4 separate regions of the Homo sapiens genome follow, and regions 1, 2 and 3 are each linked to region 4. The links are chromatin contacts, found by Hi-C in ENCODE. All regions are on one chromosome and are shown on one strand. Each heading gives the region's core, a stretch centred on a gene start or an enhancer-like site at or near the end of the contact. The rest is flanking DNA. Distances are from core to core; before and after follow the strand shown.

Region 1 (5,238 bases), core at 1,734-4,233, 2.6 Mb after region 4:
GTGTGTATAACAGGTGTGAAATGGTTTCAATAATAGAAAAGTCAACACATGGTTGAACAAATACAAGTAACTTCCACATTGCAATACGAGTGGATCTTAGGAGTGGTCCTGTAAATCTGCAGGAGTAAATTTTGTTAGTAATTTATTAATTCTAATTTCTAAAATATTAATTTATATGGATTTGTAAAAGGGAAATCATCACTTTGGAATCTCTGATCAAAGGGTAACTACTCTTTGAAAATGAAATATTCTTTTTAGACTCTCTGGAATGAAATCCTTCCCTGTTGTACGTGTACACACACATACACACATACATAGAACAGGCTGCATACTGTTTCTGCCGATTGCCTTCAGATGGGCCGGTCTGTGTGTTCATCTTGATACTACCGAGTCTACCTATTTGAAATTTGACCTTAACTTTTTCAGGCACCAGTTCCTTTATAATTTTTATTTAATTGTAAATATAATGCAACAGAATACAATGGAGAAAATCATACGTAAAACCAGTATCTTAACAGAATAGTTGCAATCTTTTTCAAATATTCTTTTTCTATGTTTTTAAGTGCATATAATTATAATTAATGGATACATTTGCAACTTTTTTTTTTTTAAACAACATGATTCTTTAAAAACTCAGACTTGCCTTTAGAAGAGTGGATATATGTAATACTATGTATACAGTATTTTCATTGCTGGTGTAGGAGTGTGATAACTGACGGTATCATCAATGACTTTAAAATTGCTGGCTGCATTTGGACATCTGCAATAACCCCTAAATTGTTTTTACTCTCATGAAGGAAAAATGAATTTTGCAAAACAGACAAGCAAAGGAAAAGGGGTCTTCTCCATCAGCAATGAGGTCTTACTTGCTTAAGCTATACTTGTCAACTAGGTTATGTCAGGTTTCATGATTGAAATCTCTTGTGGTTAAGTCTAGTGTTAACCTAGGTAATATTTATTTTTCAAGATTTATATAACTTGCTATTTCATTCAGAGTTCAGTATTTATTTCCCCTGAACTTTTCATGGAAACTAATGATCTCAACAGTAGGAAAACAGTGTGTTCTTCCCCGCCTCCCCACCGCCCCCCCCACTTTGGCTTACGGAGTCTCAACATTAGAGACTTATTCTTAAATTTGGCACATTTTATAAAGACATATTGGGAAGGCTAAAAGTTTCTTATATCTACTCTTCACAAATGTTCAACATAAATCTCACTAGGGACCGGGCACTCCTTGCTTACCAGTCTCCCTGGGTGAACTGGTGAGAGGTGGCCCTCAATATTTTTACTTTTTATTTGGTGAAGCAGGATCAATGACAATGACTTTTGTCATGTGGTAGGCAGTTAGATATGCAGAGCTTCTAGAAATAATGCAGACTGGGAGACTGGAATGTAGTTACAAGTGTGCCAATGAACATGAGACTTTTCTGCTTGATTTTTAAGCTAAGGCTGACTTACTCTCCTGACATTTAAGGGCCTCCTCTCCAATTCCCAGTCATCAGTAAAGGATGTGTACAGGGAATGACAATATTAGAACAAAAACAACCTGCAAGTAAATCGGATGCAAGAGTCTATGTATCTTGCAAGGAAATCTTTTGCACTTAATCACAACATGGCTCTCCTCAATACTACGGAGAACAGAATTGATTCAGATTGTTTTTAAGCCTGAACGTAAACAATATTGTCGCCTTTTTGGGTTTCAGCACCTCCTTATTCATCCATTTTCTCTTTTATGGGAAGGGGGTTGATGAGGTGTGTGAAGATGATAGAACGTGCCCCAGAAACTGAACAATGAAGAGACGCCTGTCATATCGGGGGTACCTAGATTCCTCTGAAAGGAAGCCCAGCTGAAGGAGCAGGGTCACCACTTTATTTTAAAAACGTAACATGGCACATGTTGGTGCTCTATTAATCGAGCCTCGGGGGCCCAATAACGTGAGCATGGGCTGCTGCGTGGAAGTTTGAGACCCTGTTGCTGAATCCTCGGGCCTGACGGTCTATCGCTGAAGACAAGACTTCCAAAGAATCACAGTAAACGTTAACCTAAGCCATCAGAAGCCATTAACTCCGGTGACACTACATTTCAGCGAAACCTTCGCGACCCAACCCCTCGCTCCCTCTCGCCCAAACGCTGGGTCAACCCCACGAACTGGCGGTGGCAAGGCCCTGGGCACCGGTGAAGTTCTCGTGGCAGCGCAGATCGGCGACCTTCTCTTCTTTCGCGCTCAGACGGCGGCGGCAGCAGTACGCTTTCGGGCTGCTGGAGCCGGCAGCGGCGCGAGGCCGGAGCCCGGGCAGCCAGGCTGGGTGGGGGAGGGGCGGCGGCAGCGGAGCCGGGAGCGTGCGCGCGCACCTCACACTCCGCCGCCCGGGGACGCCCACTCGCGAGCCGGGGCCGGTAGGCCGGCCCGGGTCCCATCGCCCCCGCCCTCCGGTTCCTCTCCGGCGTGAGCCCAACGGGTGTCGGCCCAGCAGCTGCTGCGCTCACCAGGCCTGGGGAGGCAGGGTACGGGGACCGGGCCGCAGCCCCGAGCGGCGTGGGCGCGCTGCCTCTCTGGCAGCCGCCGCCAGAGCCAGCAGCTGCGAGCCACCGGAGGCGGCGCGGAGGAGGCCCCCGCGGCCGGGCAGGAAGGAGACGCGGCCGACCTCTGCCCGCCCGAGGCGCGGCTGCTCCCGCGCGCCCAGGCCCTCCCGCCGCTCCAGGGCTGAGTGAGGAATGAGCCGGCGCCTACCCCGGGCTCTCGGAGCGTGGGCCCCGGCTCGGCTTCTTAGGCGCGAGGGCTCGGCCACTGCGGCCGGCGGCCTAGCTCGGGGAGCAGGCGCCGGGGTTCACTGAACCGGCCGCGGAGAGGAGGAGGAGGAGGAGGAAGAGGAGGAGGAGGAGGAGGAGGAGCTCGGCGGGGGCGGCCGCCGCGCCTCCCCTCCCCCAGGACACGCCGGGGCTTCTCAGTGGCCGCCGGAGGAGGAAGTTCCGCTCCCTGACAGACCCGTGCGGTAGCAACAGCGGCGGCGGCCGCGGCGGCTGGCCGGACTCAGGTGTTTCGGACGCTATTGCCCTTCGCGCCAGCCGTCGAGTGGGCAGCAGCGGGACTCAGCCGGGCGCCAGGTTCCTGCCAGGCAGCGCCGGGAAGCGCGGGCGGCCGAGAACTCCTTCCTGCTACTTCGCCCAGCGCCGCTGCTTCGGCTTCCCAGCGAAGTGGGAGACCTTCCTCCCTGTTTGCAGACGTCCGTGGGAGACCCTTATTTTTTCCACCGCTAAGGTTAAGAGATTCTGGAATAGAAGCGTCGAAGGAGATCAAGTGAACCTTCTACAACTCCTCGGATGTCGCCAGTCTCCCTTTCGGGGCGGAAGACTACGTTTGAGCATCTCACTGAGGTGCAGGAATGGAAGAACCCACCTTGCAGCTTTTCTGCAGTGTGGCTTGCCTGATCTACCCCTAGGAATGAAGAGGAGGCTTGTAATAATCCGATGAAGTACAGATGTTGAAGAGGATATCGCAGGACCTAAACTTGTGATCGTTTGGGGGAGGTCACACACGTTTCTGAGTGGGAATGGATGGGCGTGAATGACGTGCCCTCTTAAAAAGCACAACAGTCCTTTAAGAGGAGCAAAATTGAGTTTTCCCATTTTGGCCAAGATTTTGAAGACAGTTCAATGTATTCTACATTTGACATAAGATGAGAACTTTCTAAAGTATTCTCTCCAAGAGCGTAAACGATGACTACCCCAGCCCTGCTGCCCCTCTCTGGACGTAGGATACCACCTCTGAACCTGGGGCCGCCTTCCTTCCCACATCACAGGGCTACCTTGAGACTTTCTGAGAAGTTTATTCTTCTCCTTATTCTTAGTGCCTTCATCACTCTGTGTTTTGGGGCATTCTTTTTCCTTCCAGACTCTTCAAAACACAAACGCTTTGATTTGGGTTTAGAAGATGTGTTAATTCCACATGTAGATGCCGGTAAAGGGGCTAAAAACCCCGGAGTCTTCCTGATCCATGGACCCGATGAACATAGACACAGGTTTGTTTATTTCAGAAGTTCTGGTACTAACATTTGGCAGAGCAAGGTACGGTGATTGGATCGAATCTGTCTTTTTTTTTTCTTGCAGTAAAATGTAATTTTTCGAGTCATAAATATTGTATTGTTACTTCAAGACTGGCTGAATAAAACCATAGACTGGAGGGACTCTACCTCCAGTCTATGGTAGAGTCCATAGACTGGTAGGACTGGAGTCCTACCTAAGTCGTTCTTCTCTTCGGTTTTATATAAGAAAAACATTTGCGTTCAGAGTTGTGTCTAATGTGGACATCTGGGAAGGGAGGTATGAAAACTTAACCTAAAGAAATGGTGACATAAGCTGTGCCTGCATTTATTAATAACGTGTTGGAGTCAGTCATTGTGCCACCATGTGAAATCAAAGCATCGAACCTTGACAGCTCTTTTGGGTGTGCTCTCCCAGAGGGCTCTCGTTTTCTGGCTTGTAGTTGAAGCTTAGTAGTGAGTCAGCTTTTTAGGATGACAAACGTGGGCAGAATATACCTGTCATTTCTTAACGTGAAAATATCCTGATTTTTGTTCTTTTTTTGGGGATGTGTGTTGGTGCTGTATATGAAATCAGTTAAGTTAAAAGGTATTGAATCCTAAGTTATTGCACTTTGTGAGGCTTGTAGACAAGATTTATTTTTGTGAAACTTAATTTTGCTCTCTCTTTTAATGTAATAGATGGACTGTGTCAAGCAACTATTGGAATTTGGTTGATTAAGGGGTTCACATTCTTTCAGATCACTAAATCTAAAGTGAGCTCTGGGGAGAGCATAGCCAAACTAGGATAAAATGGGAGCTCTAGTTACAATTTTTATAATTTTTATATTTGTACTCAAGAGTTTGGGAAAGTAGTTGACTTTTCTTAAACCTGCCATCTTTTCCTTGTTTCTTAAAATAATTCTTGAGTATGTGGGAAAAAAAATCATGTGCTTGAATTCATTTCCCATCTGATGATAGTTTTAACTTTTTGTCAAGCACCGAAAAAGCTTAGGTTCACGTGTAAGCCTACATTAAATATTTGGGAAAATGCACTGTTTTATGAGAACTGGTTTTTCTTTTTTTCTCAACCTAGTTAATTCATTACTTGTGTGATGGTTCTTTGACTTTTGGATGAATTTTATGGAGTAGTTACTTCTAATATTGTTTCATGCCATTCTTTTGTAACTAAGTTAATTTGGAATTTTTGCCATTTTC
Region 2 (4,750 bases), core at 1,539-4,038, 2.9 Mb after region 4:
CAGTGTCTTCTTGAAAAATGGTCTTTTAAAACTATTGCCCTCCCCAGCTTACATGTTCCCTCAGTGTGTGGGATAACATTCACATTCCCTGCACGAGTTGGCCTCTACTTATCTCCCCATCCTCACACCCTCGCTCCTGTCCTCCTTGAACATGTGAAGCTCTTTCAAACCTCGGAGCCCTTCCCTGCAGAGTTTCCCCTGCGTGGGCCTTTCTTCCGACTTAGTTGTTGTCAGTCACCCTTCTGGGAAGTGATGGCTTAAATGTCATTTCCTAAATAATTCCTCTGGCTCCTGACCTGAGTTAGGCTTCCTGGCATCTTCTCCAGCACCTGGCACAGTTCCAGATGCATAGCAGGAATGCAAACAAATGCTCGTCCATGAATAAAGGAGAATACCAGCAACTGGCTGTGTGACCTTGGGCAAGTCACTTCACCTCTCTGTGCTTTAGAGTTTCCTCCTCTGTAGTAGGAAGTAGGACTATGTATCTCTAAGATCTCTTTCGGCTCTGGCAATCTTTGGCTCTTTAATGCTAGTGTCTGTACAGGTTTCTCATAAGGCTTCACGGAATAATGCAAGTGAGAGCCTTGTTGAATTGAAGGGGGAGGGGGAGGAGGCTAGGGAGCTTGGCAGAGGCAGCGGAGTACCCACAACGAGGCCCACTCACCCACTCATTTCCTCAGCCACCCACGGGGCCTGCAGTCCCCACGTGTAGCCTGATAGGCAGGGACTAGGGGACAGCCAGAATCAAAACCACAGCCTCCCGTTTTTAGTGTGTGGGCTTCAATTCGATGAGCTAGGGAGGAGACTTCTGGAGAAAAAATACTCTGTAGGGTCACATACACCCAGACAGTGTGGACACCTGCTACACACACATACCAATATGTGCATTTACAACTAATTACATACAAAGGAAAGCACACACACACCCAGAGGTGCACAAGCACACGGTCAATGCCCTGCAGAGCCCACCTGCAGCTCCCTGAGCCCAGGACAGCTCTGTTACCCTCTGAGTCTCTGGGTCAATCTTTACCCTTGCCCTCTGGGTCTTCCCTCTCTCAACAAACCCTGAGGCTGGGCACTGAGGCCTAGGGGATTCAGTGATTTTACTGATAAGGCTGAAAACAGGCAGGAAGGGAGGGTAACTTACAGTGCTCTCCGGATGTTACAGTATTTGCATTTCCACAGTCTATGTGTCTGAAAAAAACTGGGTTTAGTCTAGAAACTTGGTGGTACGCAGGTGTAGCTTTCAAGAGAACTGGGAAACAATGCTGTATGGAGATGGTAACCACTTGTGAGCTGGGTCAGTTTCACTATTTACTATACAGGCTGGCCATGATCTCATTGAACTCTCAGAAGTGCCTTCTGCACAGATAATTTATAGATGATGAAACTGAGACTTGGACATGTAAAGTAATTTGCCCAAGGCATGCAATTTGTAATTGGCAGATCTGGGACTCAGGGAGTAGGCTTCTGATTCCAAAGACAAGTGCTCTTACCACCCCTACCAGCTCAGCCTCTTGCCTCTGGTGTGTGCCCCTGCCCCCTCCCGCCTCTGGGCTCCACATTCTGGCTGCTGACTCCCTCACACATGGCCTGGTGGAGCCCCTACCCATGCTGAGTGGGGCTGGGAAAATGGTGAATTTTCTAGAAAATTGTGAAAGCGCTGCCTACGAGAATGGCTGCCTGGGACACTCCAGCTGCAGGCCCTGGGGCAGTGCCCGTTTGGAAGGTGCAGAGTTTTCTGGAGATAAGCAAACATGAGTCAGGAGAAAGCGACAAACAGCTCACCCCTGCAGATTGGCTGCCAGGACGTGAGATGATCATGCAACGTCAAGCTAACAGCCTCAAATCTTTTTGAAATCGAGTGCCCAGTTGACAGTTAAATCAGTCCGGAGACACAACTTCTCTCCCTCTCAAAACATATACACACACGCGCACACGCGTGCACACACACACGCACACACACACACACTTGATGTGGATTGTGGGACCAGAGCATTCAGGACTTTACAGCTCTAAAGGACCTTCGAGCTCATTGAGCTCTTGACCACCTTAATGTCAAGAATCGCCCAAAGTACCCATTTAAAAGACAAATTCTAACCTCAGCCCATTCCAGGTCTCCAGAATTCTAAGGGAATCTCTAAAAATCTTCTCAAGAAGCTGGATGTTTTACCAGGTTCCTGAGAGATTCTCATCACATCAGAGTTTGTTCCTTCAGGGTTTTGGAACACTGAATCTAGACTAACCCCTTCATTTTATAAGCAACATTTTAGTGATCTACAACATTTGTGTGAGCTGCGCAAAGCCACACAGCAAGTTGGCAGCAGGGCAAACGTGGATTCCCAGCACCGGGCCTCTCTGTCACACCACTCTTCTGACCACATAGAAAAGGAAGGATGGAAGGAAATCAGAGTTACTGAGCGCCTGCCATGGGTTGGGGCATGCTGGACAATTCAGTAGTAAGAGCAAAGGGAACCCCCTGGGTGCCAAGTGCTGTGCAGGGCACTTTTCCTGCTTTTGGAATTTAATACTTATAGTAGCTCTTGGCTGGGAATGGTTACCCTCCTCACGTGCGAGATGAGGCAATGGGCACACAGGGGCTGGGCACTTCTCAGGACCCAGAGGCCCCAAGAGCTAGAGGCAGAATTTGAAGCTGGACCTCAGCTGGAACCTTGAGAGCCCAGGCTCTGAAGCACTGTGCTGCGTCAGCTCTCAGAGACGCACTTGATTCTGTTGCTGATTTCATCAAAAGCTCACAGAAACCTTGTGATGTAGGCGGCGTCTTGTAGAGTTGAAGAAGCCAAAGCCCGGGGTGACAACAAAACCTGCCCAAGATCACACAGCCAGCAAACCATGAAGGCAGATTCAGCCCGGGTCTATCTTGTGTCAAACCCACACACTCCTCACCACATGTGGCGGTTTCGGAAGCTCCTTCCTGGGGCTCCAACTACAGACTACCTCTTCTGACAGTCTCACCCCCGCTGTCCCAGCTCGAACCTTCACCCTCTTTGGGCAGTCTGCATCTGGGGGCCCCCTCACACCCAAGTGCTACTGTGTTTACACTTCTGTTTGTTCCTGAATTCTCTTCTGACCCTCAACTGCTTTGAAGTTCTACAGCCAGGCTCTGCACAGTTTTTGAAAAGCGGAAGACAGTAAATCTTGCAGGCTCTGGGGTCCAGACCATCTCTGTTGCGACCACTCAGCTCTGCCCTTGCAGTGTGTTTAGTTCAGCCATAGACAATTCGTGAATGCGTGAGCATGGTTCAGTACAGCTTTAGTTCATGAGCTGTTGTTTGCCCATTCCGATGTTCTAGAAGAATGCTGGGGATTTGAAATGCTGAAATTTTCGAATGCTGAAAATCCATTCGAGCAGATTTTTATTTGATTCTGCTCTTTATGGGACAGAAGACAAGTCTGTTTGGGAAGGCATGTGTTTGAAAAGAGCCTAAAGGTGTCTGACCATTGAGACCCTAGTGCCTAAAAATCTGGAAGAGACTGCCTAGTTCTCAGGGAATGTTCCTTCCTTCCTTTATTCATTCATAGACTAGTTTGGAACACCCGCCATGTGACAGGCATCGTGTTGAGCCTTGGTGAGACAGACAGGCAAGTCTTTGCAGAGCTTATAGCTCAGTTACTGCTGGGGCTGCCAATGTGATGACTAATAGCAAAGAGTGTAAAGAAGGACACGACTTAGTTGGGGGCTGGGGAAGACTTCCCAGAAGAAGCAATGGGTAAGCTGATTCCCCTGACTGGGAATCCAAGTGAGGGCAGAGACAAGGTACAGTGTAATCAATGCAGGGAAAGAAACATCAGGTGACAGGCTTTTACATGCCATTTTTAGAGAATATGTGCACTGCTGTATTGACCCTTTTGGGAGGGTCTGATTCTTTTAGACAACAGGAACATCCGCTTTTCCCACTGGCAGATGGATCAGGCTGTTGATCCTGTTCTGTGATCCAAATGGCTCAGTCTCCATACTGGGAGATGGGGAAGGTATAGCTGATGTTTTGTGTGAGTCGGTGAATTGTCACAGAAGTAGACAAAACCATGCAAAATTTCCATTTGTTTCTTTGGATTTACCTCTGAGCCGAGTCTCTCAGATCATTAGAAAAAAAAAAAAAAAACACCCCAGATCACAGAGTCTAATAGATAGAATGTTATCTTTAAGGCAACGCTTAAAACTCAATGTTCGTAATGTAATATTTATTTAAAACAAAATAGCTTAACTGTTTTTTTTTAAACGAAAAAATCTTACCTAATTAGTTCCTTGTTCTTTTGGCCCAAAAAAACTCAATTTTACTTTGTTAAAGAAAATATAAGAAATACCAACTACATGAGAAAGTTAAACTGATGTTTGATTCAAATACTAATTATTTTTATTTTTTAATTTTTAAAAAATTTTTTTCACAAAATTATTCACTCATTTTATACACATTTTTGAGCTCATACCATGTGCCAGGCATTGGGCTACAAAGATGAAAAAGACATCAATCCATTTTTATTTTTCAATATATTTCCCAGAACTTGTGTCATCTTAGGAGTGTCCGTGCTGCTGATTGGGCTCAGGGCACAGGTGCTGCTGGATGGTGTTTGGTGCTTTATGTGGTAACCTATTTCCCCAACAGGACATCATGGCTGCCAGGACGAAAGCGTATGCCAGTGGGCTGCATTGACCATGTGGCTTTGTGCATGTTTGGGGATGATTACAAGGATAATAGAGAGCATTTGGGGGACATTAGTGGCAGCACAG
Region 3 (5,056 bases), core at 2,440-4,939, 2.8 Mb after region 4:
CCCTAAAACTTCAAGTATATATAAAAAAAGAAAGAACTGCTGATACACATATCATGAAAAAAGACCAAATAAAATAAAAAAATAAAAAAAAATAAATAAAATAAAATATGTCCACAAATGCTTTGATGTTCCTTTGTTTCTTGATCTGTATGCTAGCAACACAGGTTCATTCCGTTTGTGAAAATTCATTGAGCTGTGCTCTTATGAGCTGTGTACTTCTCTACATGTATGTTAAATGTGGACAAGAACTTCACATAAAAATCATTTTAAGAAAAATAAAATATTTAGATGGGGGCATTTGAATAAACATTTGTAATGTTTTTATTACAAAAAACTCAAGACTTAAGAAATTGCTCAAAGAAACTGATAGATCAGGAGATAACTAGACACTATACAAAAGGTCTTTCTTGACTTACAGTAGGACTATGGTGGAATTTCTTTGTTTTTCTGAAGTATTAAAATCAGAATCTATTGAGACGTAAAACTCTTTCAGGATCATCACTACAAGTGAGGTACGCTTGCATTTTAAAGACTGTTTTGTCCCTCGGTTTCCCTAGGTATAAATCAGTGAATCCAGTGAATCATTCAGAATGCAAAGAAGGTCTTTAAACCATTCTGATTGGATGTGCTCAGCAGGGGCTGGAATTTGGCAAGAAGAAGGCACCAATAATCTAGGAAGAAGAGTTTGAATATCTGGTTCCGTGTCCAACGGGCAGAACTTGGCCACTTTCTAAGACTCCTGCCAGCTCCAGGATGCCAGTTTTATGAGGCAGAAAGAACACAGTGTATTTAAAAAAAAAAAAAAAAAAACAACCCTGAAACACAATTCTAGAAAAGTCCATTAATGCATCAGGAATACAAAGGGGCCCAAGAAAAAAATATATATATACATGTATATATATTTGAGAAACTCATATATAGTGAGTTTCTTTTCTGCTCTTAGCTCTCACCTCTCACCTACCATAGAATTGCCTAATTTTATTCAGGAAGTTGAATAAAATTTCACCCAGGAAAAGGTGGAACTAAACCATGCTGGGTCAAATTTTAGGTTAAGAATTTCTGTCCTGTGTTCTACCTTGAGACTAACTGTACTAATGGTTTCCAAGAGGCACTGAAAGAGTAGAAATGGTTGAAAGGCCAATGTAATAATTTGCATTAACTTTATTGTGGTTGGAAGTTTATGGAAGGATGGTTGAGTTACTTGCCCAAGGCCTTATTACAGATAGTGAAAGTTAAAACAATGAAGTTCTTAGAAGAAAACAAAGAATATTATTTTTATGGGCTTAGGATTATTTTAAACAGGACATACAAAACACTAGTCATAAGAGATAAGATTAATATTTTGAATGTCTTTAAAATTAAGTGCTTCTGTTCATCAAAAGATAACATTAGAATAATTAAAAGTCAACACAGATTGGGAAAAGATATTTGTTATACATATATTGGACAAAGGGCTCATATTCAGAATATGTAAAGAACTCTTATAGGTCATTAGGACAGACAACTCCCTACAAATGAGCGAAAGACTTGAACAGACACTTTATTAAAAGGGTATTGAAATGAACAATAAGCATCTGAAAAATTGCTCAACATCCTTGATCATCAAAAAATGCAATTTTAAATCACAATGAAATACATATCCCCCCCCTTTTTAAATTAAAAAGACTGAAAATACCAATACTGGCAAAGATGTGAAACAACCGGAAATCTCATATCACTGGTTGGAACCTAAATTGTTATACGAATTTAAAAACTGGCAGTGTATTTAAAGTTTAATATGTGAACACTCTATGAACCAGGAATCCAATCCTAGGTATATATATATATCCAACATAAATGAATGCTATGTCCACCAAAAGACATGTGTAAGAATGTCTGCAGCAGCTTCATCAAAGGCAGAAACATGAAGCAACTCAAATGTCCACCAACAGTAGGATGAGTACACAAATCGTTGAATATTTATATAATGAAGTAATACACAGTAGTGAAAAAGAATGGACCATTGTTACACACAACAATATGGATGAATCTCATAGACGCACTGTTGGGCAAGAGAAGCCAGACATAAAATTGTACGTGTTATGTATTTCATCCATAGCAAGTTCAAATATTGGTAAAACTAATCTATGGTGATAGAGGTTAAAATAGTGGTAATCCTTGTCGGATACTGAATGGGAAGGGGCATGAATGAGCTGGAAAGGTTCCACATCTTGATATGGATGGCAGTTACATGGGTATGCATATGTAAAAAATTATCATTCTGGACACTTTTGATTTGTGCGCTTTACTGAATGTTATACCTCAAAAACAAAAAGTAAAACAAAAAATCAGATCATATGTCTTGATTTCGCGTCTAACAATAGGATCACTGGCTTTCCCTATAAACACTCATATTGATGTCCTATCGCATTAAAGTTCCTGGATACTCACTCTCCTCTCCCTCGCTGGGAAAGACATATTTGAGAACTCTTCATAGTCTGACAGACAGGAGAACCACACTTATTTCAGGCAGGGTTGGAAGAGTAGGGCGGAGGAGATGTAAATACTGCATCTGGGAAGTAATCTTTTCCCCCAGCACCTAGTAAACGATCAATACAAGTACAATAATGTCTATTGATAAATAACATTGTCCAACATTGGCTACTATCTGATACATACAGCATTTGCCACACACTTTCTAACAGGCACTAGGCAATGCACTAATTGTTTCCCACGTATTTTCTTAATACTTATATAATTCTACAGAGCTGTCCCATTGTTAGTCTTGTCCTACAGATAGGAGACGCAGGTTGTTGGAGGGTTGGTTCAGTTACTTGCCTAAGGCCTTACAGAAAGTTTAAGTGGTGCATGGAGATCTCAACTCAGATTAGTCTGAATTCAGAACCTGGGCTGTAAACCACTCGCTATGTTATGAATGGATGGTGTCCAAGCCCTGCCTGCATGTTATATAACACACTGGACCAAGTGCTGTGGCATTCCGAATGGGGCCGAAGCGGCTGCGGCTGCCGACATTGGCGATGGACTCCCCGAGGCCCTTCGTCCCACTAACTGCACACAGGTGGTCCCCGGGGCCAGAGAGCCGCCGGCGCTCTCTCCCCGAAGACCACGCCTTCGCCTCCAGCCAGTTTGCTTGGGGAATCAGAAAGGTGCCCAGGGCCCAGAAACCATTAAGTTTTTTCCGACTTCAAAAACACACACCGGAGGTAGGCGTGGGCGTTACCCGCCTCACTCCTGGGGGCAGGGAGAACCAACGCGAAAATCCCCAGAGAGGCGGAAGAAAAACCTGCCTGCGAGAGAATAGGATGGAGATGGGAAAAGCCTGGGGAAGAGAGAGTTATGCGGCAGGAATAGCAGAAAAGCGTACTAAGCAAAAAGAAAGGTGTCCCACTAACTCCGAAGTTAAGTGGGTGTCGACGCAGCCCCCTCTATTGCGCTTGCGCAGTGCTGCCTCCCTGAGCACCCCGCCCCTTCCCGCCGCTGAGGATTTACTCGTCTCTTGGCAACCATTCACCCGAAGAGCCAATCAGAGGGCAGCCCTCGCCCCGCCCCTGCCGTCAGGGCCGGGCGGAAGGGTCCCGAGGGGACTGGCTCCGCCACGCCCCGCCCCTGGCTCCCCCGGGAGGGCGGCTCAGGGGCGGGGACGGGGGCGTGGTCCCGCCGTATAAGAACGGAGGGGGCGGCGGCGGGACGGCTCACTCGGTGCCGCTGCCTAGGGGCTGTAGAGGTCGCGCCGCTCCTGCTGGGGCCTGCCCACGCCAAGGACCTGCCTCTGTCGCCTCCTCTTCTATTGCCCAGGTGAGTCCGCGACCCCCCTCCTCTAAAGGTGCGGCGATGCGGCAGCAGCCCCAGGGAGCCGCGAGCTCACTTAGTGGGGGTCCGCCCCCACTAAGTGGTGCTCAGGTCTTTGCCCAGCCTGGTAGGGGGCAGGCGGACCCGAGGGGAGCTGCGGACAGGTGCCGAGACCCGGTGCTCCTTTCCCCTCCTGCTCCCTCGAGGACCCCCGCCCCTGACACACCCGTCCCAAAGGGCCAGAAGAGACGCTCCGAAAGGGAGCTACAACTTTCCAGAGACCTGGGGCTTGGCAAACTCCAGCGAGTTCCTGCTCCGCGCGTCCTGCAGGCTGCGCGCTGGCCAGGCGCGGGCAGGGCGTCTGAAGAGTGTGTGATCGGCGCCTCCGCTCCTACCTGGATCAGACGGCGCCCCCCGCCACCCATGCCTCCCTTCCTGGCTTGCAGTCCCTCGGGCTCGCCCCGGCGCTCCCGCGGGCGCGCACACCTTCGCCGGCCCGCCGAGTGTGAATTCGAATTCGGCGGTTTCACTAGGCGCAGCTGGAGACGCAGCGGTCCGGGGCTTGGATCTGGTTGGGGAGGGGAGGGGCGCTTCCTAGGCTCATTGCCAAGTCCTGAGTTTTAAGGAGAAGGGCGGAGATCCTTAAATTTAATGCGCTCACATCAGACTGTGGACACCATGAGCAGCAAAGGGATCCAAGCCAGTGACTTGTGCGCTGCGCGTCTCTCAGAAACTTCTTGGGAATGCGGTGTCTGTGAAACCTGCTTCCTCTCCTTTTGAAAATGAAACTTGCTTTACTGCGTAGGTGAAAAGCCACGGCAAGTGGGTCGACTCGGACGGATACCGGTGCGGCTGCCCCGGGAGGTGTCGCAGTTCGGGGACTCCCTTCGCACTGGTCGCGAGGCAGGAGGGAGCAGGGTGGGAGGCGAGTCAGAGGAGGGTGACTTACCTGAAGAATACAGGTTGGTAGCCTGCACACCTGAACTCAACGCTGGCGGGCGAGAAAACCAAGCAGCGCTACCTCCAAGTAAGGGCGCTCCCCTGGAGAAATGAATGCCTGGCGAGCTTCTGGAGAACCCACTATTAGGGCTGGACCCTGCGGGAGGGATAGTGTCAGCTCCCTTCCCCTTCGCCCTTTTTTGTCCATAGGTAGGCTTTTGTAGGGCTCTAACCAGTTCCCTGGCTTAATTAAGTAGGGGCCTGCTTCCTTTTTAACATTTTTGCTTTCTTACGGAGATATAAAGTGCATACAAATGAAGTGCTTAAA
Region 4 (4,706 bases), core at 1,951-4,450:
TAGTAACAACTGTGCTGGATTAATTATCTAAACAGCTACTGAGATATTTAAAATTATCTATCACTTAACTGCTTATATATACACCCAGAAACCTAATAGTTTTAAGCAGGACAAATGGCAGTGTGGGAAGATGCTGAAGAAACATTCTAGACACATCAGAAAACACCACAGACCAGCAGTTTCCAACAGAAATACAGTGTAATTATAATTCTAGTAACCATATTACAGTCAAAAGAAACAGAAGGAATTTTAATTAAACGTCTTATTTAACCAATTATATCCAAAATGTTATTCTCTACAGGCAATCAATGTAAAAAAATTGACACTGTTACATTCCTTGAAATCCAATGTTATTATACAATCACAGCACATTTCAATTCAAACTAGTCACACTTCAAGTGCACAACAGCCACACGTGGCTGGCGGCTACCATGTTCCACAGAGTAGGTATAAACTGAGCAGGGGTCTAAAAAAGCACTATTGTGCCAATTAGCAACAGGAAGTAAATGTAAGGGTCTTGAGCAAAGATTTTCACTAATAAAAGTAGGCAGTATCTAGCATAGAAGCTTGTTGTTAATAAATTGGAGAAAAAGAAGTGCAAATAACTGGTTATGTACCGGCTGTAGCTGCAAATCAACGGATAGCTTACATGTGCAACATAGGGGAAACTGATAATTTTCAGCCACACACTGTTTTACCTCAGCATAAAAGGACATTAAAATATTAAAAAGTTTTGTGTTGTTTTTAACTAGGTACCCACACATGCAAGTGGAAAACATTCTAATATCAAAACAAAGGACTTTTTAAAATCCTGACTGGGCAGAAGGGATTTAACAGCAAGTCACTCTCACCATAGTAGTTTCACCACTTACAACAGTCTAGCTATTAAAGCTTACAAAATAGATCTCAAAGTGCTTCCTCTTCTGTTTTCTGCAAGGACAAAGCTAAGAAGAAGGCACATCAATTCTTTGTGTTTACTTAACAAGATCAAGATTTTTATCTCATTTTGCAATACAGTCCTGAAATTCAACTCCTCAAAAATCTGTCCAAAAGAACATCGTTCCAAAATTTCCATGTTTTAACTACCTTGTCGAAAGTATGGCTCTCACAACAGTTTCAATAGACTTAGTGCCACTGAACTGTACAATGAAAAACACTGGAACACTAAATTTCATGTTATGAATGCTCCAGCATAATTTGATATTTTAGCATTTTGTTTGTTTAAAACAAAAATCGATGGCCCTACACGATGTGTCTTCAGGTGGGGAGAAGGGAAAATAAGGGTAGAGGGTAAAGCCAGACTGCACGTCAGCTTTCACGCTTTCAATTTTGATTTGCTAGGACTTTACCAGATTTTCACCCACACTCGCTAAAGGTCACACTTAAGTCAGTACTTACAAAAAAAGAAAACCTATCTTCTGTGCCTCAAATACTTTAGTTTTCAACTCAGCTGCTATAAATAATCATCTCGATGGTAAACATCCAGAACAGCTGCAAAACCAAACTATTACCTTCTCTTTTATTTTAGTCCCAGGGCTAAAACGAAACAAAAAGAAGGCCAAATATTTATCTAAGTTTTATGACTCAGGTATATCCCTACTGAAGTATATAAAGCCCCTCCTTACCCACACCAAGGATATCCATTATTGGTTAGTACCAAAAGAAAACCAAGGTATGTATTATAGTGCTCCTCAATGCAATATCAAGAATGTTTGCCTTTAGTTACTCAAAATGAAAATTACTCAGCATTTTAGTATAGAGTAGCTTATATCTGTGGGCTATAATTTGAAACCTACATTCTAAAAAAGTAGGTTAGTAGCAGTGGCTGAGAACTGCCAGTTCATACCAGCCTGATGAAAATTTAAGCCTCTCAAAAAGATTTAACTACCACAGTGCCTTTGAGCATTCTCCCTCTCCGCCCTGTCTCCCAACTGTTTAAAGAGCGCCATATTCTTTTACTCATTTAAGGTGCAAAACACGAAAATTAACTTGCCCAACAACGTTCAGATATTCTTTGCAGATTCAAGCCTGTTTCAGGGAGCGTTCTCTGCTTCACCTGTGAGTTAAGCAAGACGGCCGCCATCTGGGTGTTTCTAAGGGAAAACCTTAAAGCAAAAGAACCTTGGCACTAAGATTTCGTATTGATAAAATAGCATGGCAAAAATTTGAAGCTGTCTCCGACGGGGGAACTCTAAAACATTCTACATAGAATGACGAAGCCAGGCCGTTCATTGCACAATGTGGGTGGGCCAGGCGCTGGCACCATGAGAACTACAGGAGGTGGAAGGGAGGACACTACTGAGCTTTCAGGGCGCACGCCCATTCCCCAAGATAGAGGGGTGGGAGCCACGTGCCTAAAAGATTAGGGACTGGTTCCCTTTCTCAAGACGCCGAAGGGGAGACAATGAGGGGAAGGTTGGGTGCTGAGACCCTGCTCTAGGTGACTGGAGTAACGATGTCAATTCCGCCACACTACTGTGCCAGATGTGGCTGGGGAAAGGTGTCTTTAAACACTTCCCCTAAGATATCTAGATGGAGCAGGGTCTCAGTCTATACACAAAGAAGGCGCCACTGCCGCACTGCGCTCTGGTACTGGTAGTCAGATTCCCAAGCAGGTAACGGCCAGGAAACTACAGGGTCCAGAGTCAAAGTAGGCCCCTCTTCTCGGTCTCAGGCTCTTCCAACCTCACACAAAGGACCGCGCCACCACCCCCTCGCCCCGCCCGCCGGGACATGTAGTTCCCGTTTCCCCAGACAAGCCGCAGATGGGGAAGCAGCCAGACTACAGATCCCAGCAGCCTCCGCGCCCGAGCCCCGCACCCTCTGCCTCCATCTTGGCTGCTGTCGGAGCCTCCATTTTCGCTCCCTCCCCCCACTTTAGTCACCACCACCACTACCACCACGCGCAGCCGGCTGGCCTCAACTCCTCGTTTCAGCTCTGCGACCTGACATGAGGCCCAGGCAGTTGAACGGGAGACGTATGAAAAAGCCCAGGGCAGGGAATCGGGGTGCATTCTTCCCCACCTAGAGCTCTACGAGTGCCCACCTTGACTCAGAAGGCTTCTCGTTAGCCTTGGTCTTATTCTCAGCCCTTCCCCTGGGTTTCTGCTACCCCCAGTTGGACCCTGAGGTCGTACTCACCCCAACAGCTCAGCGCCCCCTCTCCAGCGCCGCCATAAGCAGCACGGCCCGGTACGTAGGAATAAATCTCGCTTCTCTCGCGAGAGTTGCGGGCTCCGGGCGCGTGCACGAGAAGGGGCGGAGTGAAGCGTACTCTCAACACGCTTGCGCAGCAGGGCTAAGTGACGCCAAGCAGTTTGCTGCACTTAACCACAACCAACATGGTGGCTGCATTACATTACATTCCTTCTTGGGTGTGCTGCGGGAAGCAATCTCGGTGTTTACTGACTCCTCCTGGACACTAGGGGTGGCGGGTGGCTTTAGGCGTCTCTAGTCTTCGAGCGTTTGAATACGTTTTAGCCCACAATAATGGGGTAAACCTTGAAGGCCAACAATTCTGATGGCATATTCAGGAGTCATAAAAAATGATTTATCTTTTCCCAGCAAAAATCCGGAAGGACCTCACACTCGTTTCTTCTTATAGTGCAAGCATTCTTTCTTACGTCTACTGTTTTAGAGGAATTTCATTAGTATAGAGTCAGCTTTGTAGCAAGGTAATTTAGAAATCTAAATGAGACCTTTGTTTTCCACGAAAAACATTGCAACAGATGCACAAGAGTGAGCAAGGCTGCATAATCACTAAACAAAATGAAACAAATTCAGTCAACTGACCTTTCAAGTTACGAAAGATATTCCTGTTGTGTCAGGTAATCAAAGAGGGTGGATCAGTAATTAAAAGGTTGAAATAAGAGCAAAGAGATGATTCATCCAATGGGGGAAGAAGGAAGGAGAAAAATGGGTAATTATGACCACAGGAAGTTCAATGGATTATCCCCTGCCAGACAGTAGAGCATGCTCCTCTGGTGAGAGGAATGCTTTTCCCAGATTCAATGCTTCTGTTTTCACAGATTCACTGGCTCTCTCACTTGACAGTATTGGATAAATAATGAGCAGCCAGTCTTCTGAGAACTCTCCTACCCACTTTTTGCTTACAACACATTTATTTGACATGTTGTATGTGTAACCACTGGGAAGTATACAGTTGTAAAGAAAATCGGATATAGACTTGTCCTCAAGGAACTTTTAGTCTAGCATCATTGATGATCACAAAAACAAATCTAAACATACACATTGGAATAAGTGCAATGAAGGAAAGACAACCTTCAATTCAACCTCTTGAATTCTAAGAGGAGGCCGTGTCCCATTTCTGTTCAAAAATTTCCTCACCACCTTTGTTGCTGGTGTCCAGTCCCATGTATAACACCTCAAAACTGCCTTTTTGCTCTCTTTGATGCCTTCCCACGCTTTCCTAAGCACAAATATTTGCTTCATTTTCAATGCTTTCATAGCTCACTCTATTGTAATTATTAGTTTTTACTAGGTAGTAATACTCTAGCACAGAGCTTATGAAATTCATCTTTGCATCCCTGGTTGTTGACAGTGCCCGCTCTCAACAACTCTCAAAAGCTTGTTGAATAAATAGCACTGGACAACAGTATGATAAGTTGTTAGAAATTGGAATATATTTCTGGGAAACTACAGAATGTAAATTTTTTTTTTTTTCAGATGGAGTTCACTCGTGTTGC

Evidence for each region. A loop is a pair of places that touch in the nucleus more often than their neighbours do. Pooled maps may share reads with other maps.
Region 1: a loop to region 4 is called in a map of CD8-positive, alpha-beta T cell, with 9 times the contacts of the local background. The contact joins the promoter of MAN1A2 here to the promoter of CSDE1 in region 4. A Hi-C loop is called at or near these places in 3 of 168 maps with a recorded cell type or tissue (CD8-positive, alpha-beta T cell, OCI-LY7 and naive thymus-derived CD4-positive, alpha-beta T cell), 2 of 37 single-sample maps with no recorded cell type and 12 of 50 pooled maps.
Region 2: a map with no recorded cell type shows a loop between it and region 4 (12-fold over the local background). The contact joins the enhancer-like site here to the promoter of CSDE1 in region 4. A Hi-C loop is called at or near these places in 2 of 37 single-sample maps with no recorded cell type and 5 of 50 pooled maps.
Region 3: a loop to region 4 is called in a map of naive thymus-derived CD4-positive, alpha-beta T cell, with 32 times the contacts of the local background. The contact joins the promoter of TENT5C here to the promoter of CSDE1 in region 4. A Hi-C loop is called at or near these places in 2 of 168 maps with a recorded cell type or tissue (both naive thymus-derived CD4-positive, alpha-beta T cell), 2 of 37 single-sample maps with no recorded cell type and 10 of 50 pooled maps.

What each region holds. Positions count from the first base shown.
Region 1 is chr1:117,364,466-117,369,703 of GRCh38, forward strand. MAN1A2 (mannosidase alpha class 1A member 2) reads left to right here and starts at 2,984. Exons shown (of 13, transcript NM_006699.5): 1 at 2,984-4,020. The coding sequence starts at 3,719. RefSeq lists a silencer at 2,220-3,039 and an enhancer at 3,910-4,049.
Region 2 is chr1:117,653,548-117,658,297 of GRCh38, forward strand. No RefSeq gene overlaps it. Among named protein-coding and RNA genes, the nearest start is that of TENT5C, 50 kb to the left of the region's middle. RefSeq lists enhancers at 1,466-1,625, 2,444-2,513, 2,664-2,773, 3,134-3,273. Within about 2 kb of position 2,789, at least 13 of the 41 ENCODE cell types and tissues checked have a DNase peak (open chromatin) inside an H3K27ac peak, as active enhancers do.
Region 3 is chr1:117,602,359-117,607,414 of GRCh38, forward strand. TENT5C (terminal nucleotidyltransferase 5C) reads left to right here and starts at 3,690. Exons shown (of 2, transcript NM_017709.4): 1 at 3,690-3,795. TENT5C-DT (TENT5C divergent transcript) reads right to left here and starts at 3,412. Exons shown (of 3, transcript NR_121626.1): 1 at 3,288-3,412; 2 at 2,431-2,578. RefSeq lists enhancers at 2,504-3,004, 3,005-3,505 and a silencer at 3,416-3,755.
Region 4 is chr1:114,754,784-114,759,489 of GRCh38, forward strand. CSDE1 (cold shock domain containing E1) reads right to left here and starts at 3,201. Exons shown (of 20, transcript NM_001007553.3): 1 at 3,142-3,201. RefSeq lists enhancers at 2,598-2,917, 2,753-3,746, 3,118-3,407.